Linked DNA regions of Homo sapiens: region 1 is linked to region 2. A link is an interaction called in ENCODE POLR2A ChIA-PET data of the cell type or tissue named here. Cell type or tissue: PC-9. All regions are shown on one strand. Links, peaks and the distances in the headings refer to the core of each region. The heading gives the core; the rest is flanking DNA.

Evidence for each region. Peaks named below come from ENCODE experiments on the same cell type or tissue, not always from the same donor. Only the 100,000 strongest peaks of a DNase experiment are listed, where the experiment ranks them.
Region 1: POLR2A ChIA-PET joins it to region 2 with 6 read pairs; 8 of 35 experiments call an interaction of 5 or more read pairs at or near these places.

What each region holds. Positions count from the first base shown.
Region 1 is chr7:5,686,078-5,691,454 of GRCh38, reverse strand. All of the region lies in intron 13 of RNF216 (ring finger protein 216), which reads left to right. Among named protein-coding and RNA genes, the nearest start is that of RNF216-IT1, 8.3 kb to the right of the region's middle. In PC-9, for the core only: no CTCF peak of the experiment used is centred there; no DNase peak of the experiment used is centred there.
Region 2 is chr7:5,635,070-5,640,446 of GRCh38, reverse strand. The region is part of intron 15 of RNF216 (ring finger protein 216); the gene reads left to right. Among named protein-coding and RNA genes, the nearest start is that of RNF216-IT1, 43 kb to the left of the region's middle. RefSeq lists enhancers at 222-1,086, 5,192-5,377, 3,534-5,377. In PC-9, for the core only: no CTCF peak of the experiment used is centred there; a DNase peak (open chromatin) is centred at 3,226; H3K27ac peaks cover 464 bases.

The sequences.
Region 1 (5,377 bases), core at 221-5,220, 51 kb before region 2:
AACCTCTCTTGTACACTTACGCATTCATCTGTTCCTGCTCTTGTATCATTAATGGGCCTGGAGCAATCCAGCCAGGAGCAATCCAGCCAGAACAGGAACACTGACATTACTAATTACTGCTTATAACTGAGAAGTAAGGAGCAGTGAGTAAAGTGGGTCACAAGACAGTGTCCTAGCAGTCAAATGCTGCCGTCGGCCCGAGTGGCGAGGTGTCAGGTGGCTTGTCTCCCCTTCACCATGGGTAGACCTGGCAGAGCACCCTGTTGGCATGAGCAGAAGTGCTGTCACGTTGATCACCCAGGCTCACCGTCTACACACACGGTTAGAGAAATGGGTGTGCTTCTGTCGGAACTTAAAAACATGGCAGATCAACCCGTGAGAACAGAGTTCTTTGCACGGCTGTGTGAGCTGGGAAGAGACGACAGGCAGAAAAGGTGCTGCAGGGGGTGTGTGGAGGTGGAGCTTCAGCCTCTCCTGGCTGTGTGCTGGATAAGCCCTGAACCACAGGGTCCAAGTTGACTCATCTGTAGGTTGTCTTCAGCCCCCAAATCGCAATTCCATGATGAATGTGTACATTTTACACATGTGCGTATGTGTTATTAAGTGTCAGGCTGGTGTGGCAGAGCTGTCCTGGCAGAACATGCGTGTGTACATCCCTGCAGGCTGTCGGGGCATGAGCTCTAGTGTGGGCTGTATTGCAGGAGCATCAGCAGAGAAGGGCGAGATCTTCACTCTACCTCTCACTAGCCCTGGGCACTTCCCACTGCCTTTGTGGACTTCTGTTTGCTCTTCTGTAGAATGGGATAACAGTGCCAGTCCTGCTTACTATTTAGGGTTATGTGATGCTTGCAGATGTACAGGGAAAGCACTGCTGATGGGAGCTGCTGAAGTTTCTAGGGGAGGTGAAGGTGGCGCCTCCTCCCCTGGTCTAAGTGGTAGATGGTGCAGGGAGAGGAGAATTTCATTCTGTGGCAGCAGCTGATAGATTCCAGGTCTTTAATACTACCTGGGAAACCTTAACAAAGCAGTCAGTCACCAAAACTGACCTAGCTTCTGAGCATTGCTAACCATGCTTTTAGAGAAACAGGAAGTAAAAAGGATCTTTAAAATCTTTTTTTTTTTTTTTTGAGATGGAATTTCACTCTTGTTGCCCAGGCTAGAGTGCAATGGCGCGATCTTGGCTCACTGCAACCTCCGCTTCCTGTGTGCAAGAGATTCTCCTGCCTCAGCCTCCCAAGTAGCTGGGATTACAGGTGTGCACCACCATGCCTGGCTAATTTTTTGTATTTTTAGTAGAGACAGGGTTTCACCATGGCCAGGCTGGTCTTAAACTCCTGACCTCAGGTGATCCGCCCGCCTAAGCCTCCCAGAGTGCTGGGATTACAGGCATGAGCCACCCACCGCGCCTGGCCATAAAACCTTTAAAGATGTAAGTAAAATATAATACAGGTGAACTCGGCAAATAAGGGGGGTTACCTGCCCTCCTCTTCTCTTCTCTTTTCTGTTCTTTTTTTTTTTTTGTTTGAGACAGAGTCACCCAGGCTGGAATGCAGTGGCGCAATCTTGGCTCACTGCAACCCCCCGCCTCCTGGATTCAAGTGATTCTCCTGCCTCAGCCTCCCAAGTGGCTGGAATAACACCCAGCTAATTTTTTTGCATTTTTAGTAGAGACGGAATTTTGCCACGCAGGCCAGGCTTGTCTTGAACTCCTAACCTTAGGTGATCCACCTGCCTCGGCCTCCCCAAAGTGCTAGGATTACAGGCGTGAGCCACCATGCCTGGCCTTTGTACTATTTATTAAACTCTGCATATCTAAATGATTTTACTCAAGTCTATCATGTAATTACAGCCCTAAAACTACATTTCTTATGCTTTAAAAACTTGTAGGAAGTCCAAGAGAAAAGGAAAACTACTTGACTACAAGCCTAGGGTTTTTTGTTTTTTGTTTTTTTTTAGAAAATGGCCTCCAGAAAGTGGGAAATTATTGATCACTTGACAACAGAAGGGATGTGGGTTTCTAGGCGCCCTGCCTCCTCGGCTTTGGATGTTTTGCCTTTCACTTTTCTTCTTCTTTCTTTTTTTTTTTTTTTTTAATACTACAAATATGGTTATTGTTGAGAAAGTCTTGGAGTGAGTCATGGTTACAAAAACTGAGCGTAACTTCTGTCACTTTTCCTATACCTCACAAACTAGCCAAAATGCTGCCATATCAGCTTCTGGAGCCAGGCCTGCCCTTTGCCCCCGTCAAGCATCCACCTCCCCAGACCCTTAGCGCTGCACTCCAGGACCCCCTTCCACCTCCCTCCTGTGCTTTTGGTTCTGCATATTGGCTCACAAGGCACTGATGGTGGTGCCATATAATAGGATATCATTTTGTTTCACAGAATCGGCAGCCTGTTCTTTTATGAGAGAGGAAGCCACAGCAGAACCAAGTAAGATGCCAGGCTTCTCAGATCCACTTGAAGAAAAAGGAGTATTTCCTTTACCTAGTTTTGTGAATATTTTTCCCGCTTCTCTCATTCAGTCAACATTTGAGTTCAGACTTAAACTTTATATTGAAGAACACAGTGCTTTGCACAGTAATGTTAGTAGCTGTTATCATCATTTGGGAATTCGTATCATATTATTAAGAGCAACTCTTTCACTAATAAGAAAGCTAAATAAACTGAGAATTGCCCAATCCTAAGTCACCCACAGTTTTACAGATATCCCAGTCCAAAAAAAAATAAGACAAGCCTGATAATAAGTATGGATAAGGAAGTCTCCAGAAGATACACTGTCAGATGTGTAAAGCAAGGTAAGGTGCGCAGAGTGAGCCTTCTGCTCACTTTGTATAAATGTAAAGGATAAAGCTGGTAAATACATGCGCCTTTAACTTTTTTCTTCAAAACCTAAGCATGAAACACAAACTGCTACAGGAAGGCTTGACAAGAGGGGAGTTTTTGCTTTTTGTTTATAATAACTTCTGTATTTCTTAGCACATTCAGTATGTGTTCTTCTTTTCACTAGTGTCAACAGAGATACGAACATTTAAATTTTTTTAAAAAGCTTTAGGATAGAAAAGAGGTGTAGCTGGGCAATTTCCTTTGACATGCGGTTTGTCTGAAATAGAGCAGCCCCTTGTTTATGATTTCCAGATATGTGAGTCTGTTTTTTTATGTACAGGTTTTACCTTGGCTCAATTTACTGTCTAGTTACATTTTAACAGCTTTCTACTCTGCTTTTTCTCTCAATATAAAAGTAATCGAAAGAAGACTAATCATTTTTGAAATGCTTTCAGTTTTACACAGTTCTGTGCGTGAAAGCCTGGTGTCCCCACCAGCCAACTGTGGGAATCCAGGACATAGAGCAGGAATAGCTGCTGCTTATTTACTGCTCTAATTACCTCTTCGGTTCCATTTGCGGTCGCTAGTTCCTTCCATCAAGCAAAGTGAAAATTGTCAAAACGGCTGTTTTTCCCTCCTGGAAAACAGAAAAAAGAATATGGCAAGATGTTAACTGTGGCATGACAGTCCGGGATTCTGGACACGACCTACATAATCTTCCTTGTATCTCTTTGTGACTTGGTTTCCTCATCTGTAAAATGGTGAGATCATGATCTCTGCCTCACCCACTGGGTTGTCTGAAGATTAAAGGAGGGGATGTTTGCAAAACTCTTAGCACCTTTAAACTTAGGTCCTTGGAAATGCTAGTGGATTCACTTATCTTCTCCTTCCTTAGATGCTTGGAAAGTAAGACACTGGCATTTCTGTCATTCTTGATTTCCTGGTCATTTGGGGGCACTTAATTTCTCTGTGTTGGTTTCCTCCTCTGTAATGAGATCTGTTAATCTCAGGATTTCACAAGGGGCAGGCAGAGAGGCTTGTCACAGCCTTTTAGAACTAGAAGAAACTTAAGATGTCATTTAGGTCCACAAGTGCCAATATGAGAGTCTTTCTACAGTATCTTTGTCCAAAAGTAGATGTGAGTGGACTCTTTGGTTTCTGAAAATCCCACATCATGTCCCCTTAATTTCTTTTCTTTCTTTTCTTTTCTTTTTCTTTTTTTTTTTTTTTTTTTTGAGGTGGAGTTTCACTCTTGTTGCCCAGGATGGAGCAGTGACGCAGTCTCAGCTCACTGCAACCTCCGCCTCCCAGGTTCAAGTGATTCTCCCTCCTCAGCCTCCCAAGTAGCTGAGATTACAGGCGCCCGCCACCATGCCCAGTTTATTTTTGTATTTTTAGTAGAGATGGGGTTTCACCATGTTGGCCAGGCTGGCCTCAAACTCCTGACCTCAGGTGATCTGCCCACCTCAACCTCCCAGAGTGCTGGGATTACAGGCATGAGCCACCGTACCTGGTCTTCCTTTAATTTCTAGATTTTGATTTTGAACCTGGTGTTTCTATAACATTCACTTGACTGTGGTGATGAATCCAATTAGAATAATCAGGGCTCTGCTTTTATCTTTTAAGATAGGGATCCCCAGTCCCCATCCCCAGGCCACACAGGAGGTGAGCACTGGGCCAGTGAGTGAGCATTACGACCTGAGCTCTGCCTCCTGTCAGATCAGCAGCAGCATTAGAGTCTCAGGAGCGTGAACCCTGTTGTGAACTGCTCATGCAAGGGATCTGAGTTGCACACTCCTTATGAGAGTCTAATGCCTGAAGCCATCTCTCCACGCCCTGTCCGTGGAAAAATAGTCTTCCACGAAACTGGTTCCTAGGACCAAAAATGTTGGGGACCGCTGTTTTAAGATCTTCTGTAGGTAATATGTCATTGCCGCAAATAGCGCTACCTTTGAAAGCTTGTTTGACAAATCTTCCAAACCCAGCTCACATGTATTTAAAGAAATAGTTGACAAGTGCAGTTCTAAGTGAGCCTCACAATTTAGAACATCAGTTTAGGAACACTGGCGTGCATTGTACAGATTTGGCTTCCCTGCCTCAGCTTTCCTAAAGGCACTGATGGTTAAGCAGCACTTAACCAGAGAACAGATAACATTCAGACTCTTAAGCCACCACTGTGTGACTGTCCGCACATCATTTACTCTGACTTTCCTCATCAGAGAAATGGGGATCCTGTTTTCTGTCCCAGCCCCCTTCAGGGTGGTTGTGAGAAGCAAATGAGGCCGCAACAGGTAAGGGCTCTTTGACAGAGGTGTCAGAAGCCCCCACAGAAACCACGTGGCAGCAGTGGTGTTCTTGAGAGTTTGGAGAAGCACGCTCCATTTTTTTTTTTTTTTTTTTTTTTTAATAACAGAGTCATACTCTGTCAACCCAGGCTGGAGTGCAGCAGCATGATCTCGGCTCACTGCAACCTCTGCCTTCTGGATTCAAGCGATTCTCCTGCCTCAGCCTCCCGAATAGCTGGGATTACAGACGTGCATCACCACGCCTGG
Region 2 (5,377 bases), core at 209-5,208:
AGGGGCCGGCCTCAGATCTGGAGTGTGATGAGAGCCATTTCAGGGCATTGTAGGGGCTATGTTTCCCAGGTCACACTAGCTACTACGCTGGGGAGAGAGAGGACAGCATGAAGGGAATGACTTTTATAATCTTGGAGAAGATAAGGTTTTTCTTGCATTACATCAAGGCCAGACTAAAAAATAATAAATTCTCACTGGCAAATGACATCATAAACAAAGATTAGGGATACATGAAAAACTGGGGGAGAGGGTCAGGCACAGTAGCTCACGCCTGTGATGCCAGCACTTTTGAAGGCCAAGGTGGGCGGATCGCTGGAGCCGAGGAGTTCAAGACAAGCCTGGTTAACATAGTGAGACCCCCATCTCATTAAAAAAAAAAAAAAAAATTGGCCGGGCGCGGTGGCTCACGCCTGTAATCCCAGCACTTTGGGAGGCTGAGGCGGGTGGATCACAAGGTCAGGAGATCGAGACCATCCTGGCTAACATGGCGAAACCCCGTCTCTACTAAAAATACAAAAAATTAGCCGGGCGTGGTGGCAGGCGCCTGTAGTCCCAGCTACTCAGGAGGTTGAGGCAGGAGAATGGCGTGAACCCAGGAGGCAGAGCTTGCAGTGAGCTGAGATCATGCCACTGCACTCCAGCCTGGGCGACAGAGCGAGACTCCGTCTCAAAAAAAAAAAAAATTAAGGCTAGGCACGGTGTCACATGCCTATAATCCTAGCACTTTGGGAAACCAAGGCGGGTGGATCACCTGAGGTCAGGAGTTCAAGACCAGCCTGACCAATATGGTGAAACCTGTCTCTAATAAAAATATAAATATTAGCCGGGCATGGTGTTGGATGCCTGTAATACCAGCTACTCAGGAGACTGAGAAAGAATTGCTTGAACCCAGGAGGCGGAGGTTGCAGTGAGCTGAGATCGTGCCACTATACTCCAGCCTGGGTGACAATGTGAGACTCTGTCTCAAAAAAAAAAATGTGGAGCCATGTGTGGTGGCTCATGGGTGTAATCCCGGCACTTTGGGTTCTCAAAAAAAAAGGAAAACAGAAGTGTGTTTCTCCTCTATGTGTAAGTACAGAGATGAACAGCCCAGGGGTGGGCTAGCAGCTCTTATCTGGGATCCAGTTGCTTCCAGCATTCTACTCTGCCACCCCTAGATCATAGCCAAGGATCACATGAGGTCATTGTCTGAAAAGGAGCTCTGGCTGATAAATCCACATTCCAAGCAGCAAAGGGGCTGCAGTGAGGCTAAAGAGCCTGCTTCCCTATCTCTTAAGGAATGTTAGGCTTCCAGAAGCTGCAACAGGTCACTTCTGCTTCAGTCCCATCAGCCAGAACTTAATGACATTCTTCCTCAACTGCAAGTGAGACGGGAAGAAGTAGCCATCACAGACCCAGCCAGAATGTCTGTGGAGGAAGATGTTATACTGAGGAGTCTCCCTATGGTCTATTCACCTCAACTCAAAAATGGACAGAGGAAGTTTAAAAAAATTATAAGTAGGGAAAAAAGCTGCTTGCTGGCCAGGTGCAGTGGCTCATGTCTGTAAGCTTTGGGAGGTCAAGGCAGGAGCATCACTTGCATCCTGGAGTTTAAGAACAGCCTGGGCAACATAGTGAGACCCCCATCTTTACAAAATATCAAAAATTAGCCAGATGTGGTGCTCACCTGTAGTCATAGCTACTTGGGAGGCTGAGGCAGGAGGATCATTTGAGCCTGGGAGGTCAAGGCTGCAGTGAGCCATGTTCTTGCCACTGCACTGTAGCCTGGGTGACAGAGCAAGACCCTGTCTCCCCCCCAAAAAAAAAAAAAAAATGCTTGCTTTTCTACCTGGCCACAATCTGTTGGAGTTGGCTAACAGCCACCCCTAATAATCAAATAAATGGAAATGAAAATAGTACCTGGCTGCTGGTAGGTAGTTTTCAGATTTGTTGGCATCTGCTACACTGTAATTGGGCATAGTGGGCAGTTACTGTGTACAGATCCGAAGATGTAGTGCGTGTACTTGATCTGGGAGTTCCTCTTAATTAGAAAAGGTTATCCGCAGGAGACAGTTGGACAAGTTCACAAAGTTCTGTCTGCAACACTGTTCACTGAGTTGTTTAAAGTTGTACAAATTTAGAAACACCATTTAAATATCCCAAAAAACAGGAGATATGTCAAATTTTATATATGCTTACATTAGAATTGTACAAAAAGTAATTCTATATATATCTACACTTTAAAACATGGAAGAAAAGAAACAGGAAGATTTTCACATCGAAAACAAACAGTATGGATTGCTGGGGTCACAGACCCAAGTTACCACAGGGGCAGGTGGTAGCAGAAATGATGTCTGGATGGAGCATCCAGACGTCTGGGTCTAGGAGGCAGGAAGGCATAGTGGGGACTGCGGCAAAGGAGAGGGTGTGGGGCCCATCCAAGGGGGCTGCTGCGCAGCCACTACAGGTTGTTGCGGGGAGGGCCTCCCAGCTGCTCGGGAGCCTGAGGCACAAGAATCACTTGAACCTGGGAAGCAGAGATTGCAGTGAGCCAAGATCGCGCCACCGCACTCCACCCAGGACAACAGAACAAGACTTGATCTTAAAGAAAAAGAAATGCGTAATTTGGCCTGGTGCAGTGGCTCATGCCTGTAATCCCAGCACTTCGAGAGCCCAAGGCGGGCAGATCTCTTGAGTCTCAGGAGTTCAAGACCAGCTTTGGAAACATGGCAAAACTCCATCTCTACAAAAAATCCCAAAGTTATCCAGGGGTGGTGGTGCGTGCACACCTGTGTTCCCAGCTCCTTCCAGGGCGATTGCTTTAGCCCGGGACGTTAGGGATGCAGTGAGCCCTGACTGCGCCACTACACTTCTGCCTGGGTGACAGAGTGAGACCATGTCTCAAAAAAAGGGAAAGAAATGTATAATCCTGAGAGCTACTCATGGTTTTGAAAAGATGTGAGTCCTCTGTGGTAACCAGGTGTTCTCTATTTCAGGAATGTTCTATCACGGAACAAGCTCCTAACTGGGTGGGAAGCTGGGATAAGAGACCCCTAAAAATCACTCAGATTACAAAGCTTATGACCCAGTGAAACCCTTAGCTAGCCTGCCCTCCTGTCACTAAGGAGATGTGTGGAAGAAAAGGAGGCTTTTTGTACATAGAAAGCCAAGCCCGAGTCATCCTTCTTTTGCTGGGTGATCGGGAGGTGCAGCCCACAGTGGGAAGTGCTCACAAGGCAGGCCGTGCCCCTGTGTGACAGACATTCCCAGGCACAGCCCTTCTGCTGACTCACCTCCTCAGCCCCCTGGCAGCTAGCACAGTGGGAGGCAACCATCTCTAGGAACTTCATGAATCTTGAAAAAATAGATTTTTTTTTTCAGCTGGAGCTATGAAGAGCTCCACAGGCAGTATTTCATCTCTAGAGACAAAGGGCAGAGTGGGAGTTAGCGTGAGGGTGGGTGTTAACAGTCTGGCCTATTCTCAGCACTTTTTTCTTTCTTCTCCTCCTCGTTCTGTGTCTTCTGCTGCCTCCTCCCGTTGCTTCCCATGCCTGGGATTGATGGTGTGGGTTTCTCATGTGCTTTTTCCTTGTTTGGGTGCCATAGCATGCACTGCCTTGTTGTTTTCTTGTTGGATCGTCATCTTCTAACCTGAGAAAGTTTCTAGATTTGCTCAAAATAAAGTTTGAAAGGAAGGTCAGGCAAATACAAATCCCTCCAATTTCCTCTGATAGCCACAGCCGGAGATTCTGTTCCGTTTGTCCCGTTCCCATCAAAACAGCGATCAGCCCCGTTTCCTTGATTCTCACCAGGAGACCGATCGAATTCCAACCCAGCATCTGTTGGGGCTTCTGAGAACACAAAGCCATTCAGAAGTTCAGTGAAACAAAGCATGCACTGTCACACAAGCCTGTTCTCTGGCTTAATTAACCAGCAGGGCCAGGAAGAATCTCTTATTTGTCAGCGAGGGAGTTGTCCCATCATGGTTTTGGAGGGAAGTTGAGTTTTCATCCTTAATGACTAGGGATTGCTTGGGAACCTGAACTACCACTCCACAGTAAGAGCTCAAGTGGTGAACAGTAACTTTCTTTCTCTGTTAGTTATCAAAATGAAGCCAAAAGCATTCAACTAAGAGTCTTATAAAGAAGGTGTCTTCTTTAGGAAGCAAAAAACCAGAAGCGAACAGTCACAGCATACCACAGTTTTCTGGATTAGGGAGCAGAGTGGAAAGCCAGCTCTTGACACATAAGTGAACAGACGTTATTTTGCAGTAGGGGAAGAGTGATCCTGGAACTTTACTGAACGTGAATATACTGACTGGTCCTTGCATGGCCACAGGAGTGGTAGCTGAGGTGGGGAGCAAATTGTGAGAGGAACAGGCACCTGGCAGTCTGGATTTGAGAGTATGGCAAAACTTAAAACAGCATGTTCTCTTTCAATACAAAACAAAGTCCGTGTTTGTCTTGGGTTTTGGCTACGAGAAACTACAGAGAATTGTTTTCTACAGTGTCTTTGTCTTTTGAATGTAAGAGTTTGAAACCTGTCCAGTTCAAATAAAACCCTAGGGCTTTTACAGCCAGTTTAATTTGGTACAATTATCGCCTAGCCATTTGGTTAAGAGACACTCATTTTTCCAAACCAGCAGTGGACTGAGCCTAACATTTATAGATGTTAATACATTCAGTTCTGTAGCAGTGCTCGAAGGCAGATGTATCATCCTGGTTTTACTTGCTTAAGACTGTGGCCAGTAAATGGTAGCCTGGGTTTCCACCCGGGTCATTTGTCCTCGGAGTATTCCCAGGCCTGCCTTCTCCCCTCAGGCCAGCGCAGCATCTCCCTGGTGGATCAGGCATGCAGAAAGTCCTGGGGACCTTTGGGACCCTGGCTTAAGCGGCAGGGGAAAGGACATGATGTTGTTGGAATTAGGGAGGAAGGCTGTGAAAGGGAGGATTGATGAGGAAACGCAGAAACCTGGTAAGGAAAGGTATTTTAGACTTTTAGGTTGGAAACTGATTTTTGGCTTCAGAATTTTTTCCTTAACCTTAAAAATTTATTCTACAAAAGAGTAAAGTGAGCCCCCAGATTGTCCCATCACCCAGCTTCCACAGCTGGCTTTGGCGTGTTATTTCTCATCACTGTCATAAATATCATTGTGTGTTAAAAAAAAAAAAAAAAAAGTGAAGTTAGTGGGGTGGGTGTGATCATTGATCTGTCATCAAAACTGACCTCGGTTTCTTCATCTTCCTCTTAATAGCCACACAGCCAACACCATGTGAGCGTGCTATGCAGTGTGATTTTTACTGCATGGGACTGGGAGGCAGTGCTTTCCTATTTTGCAGATGAGGGAGATGATGTGTAGGTCACTAGCCCAGGATCCCTAGCTTGGTGAGACCAGGAT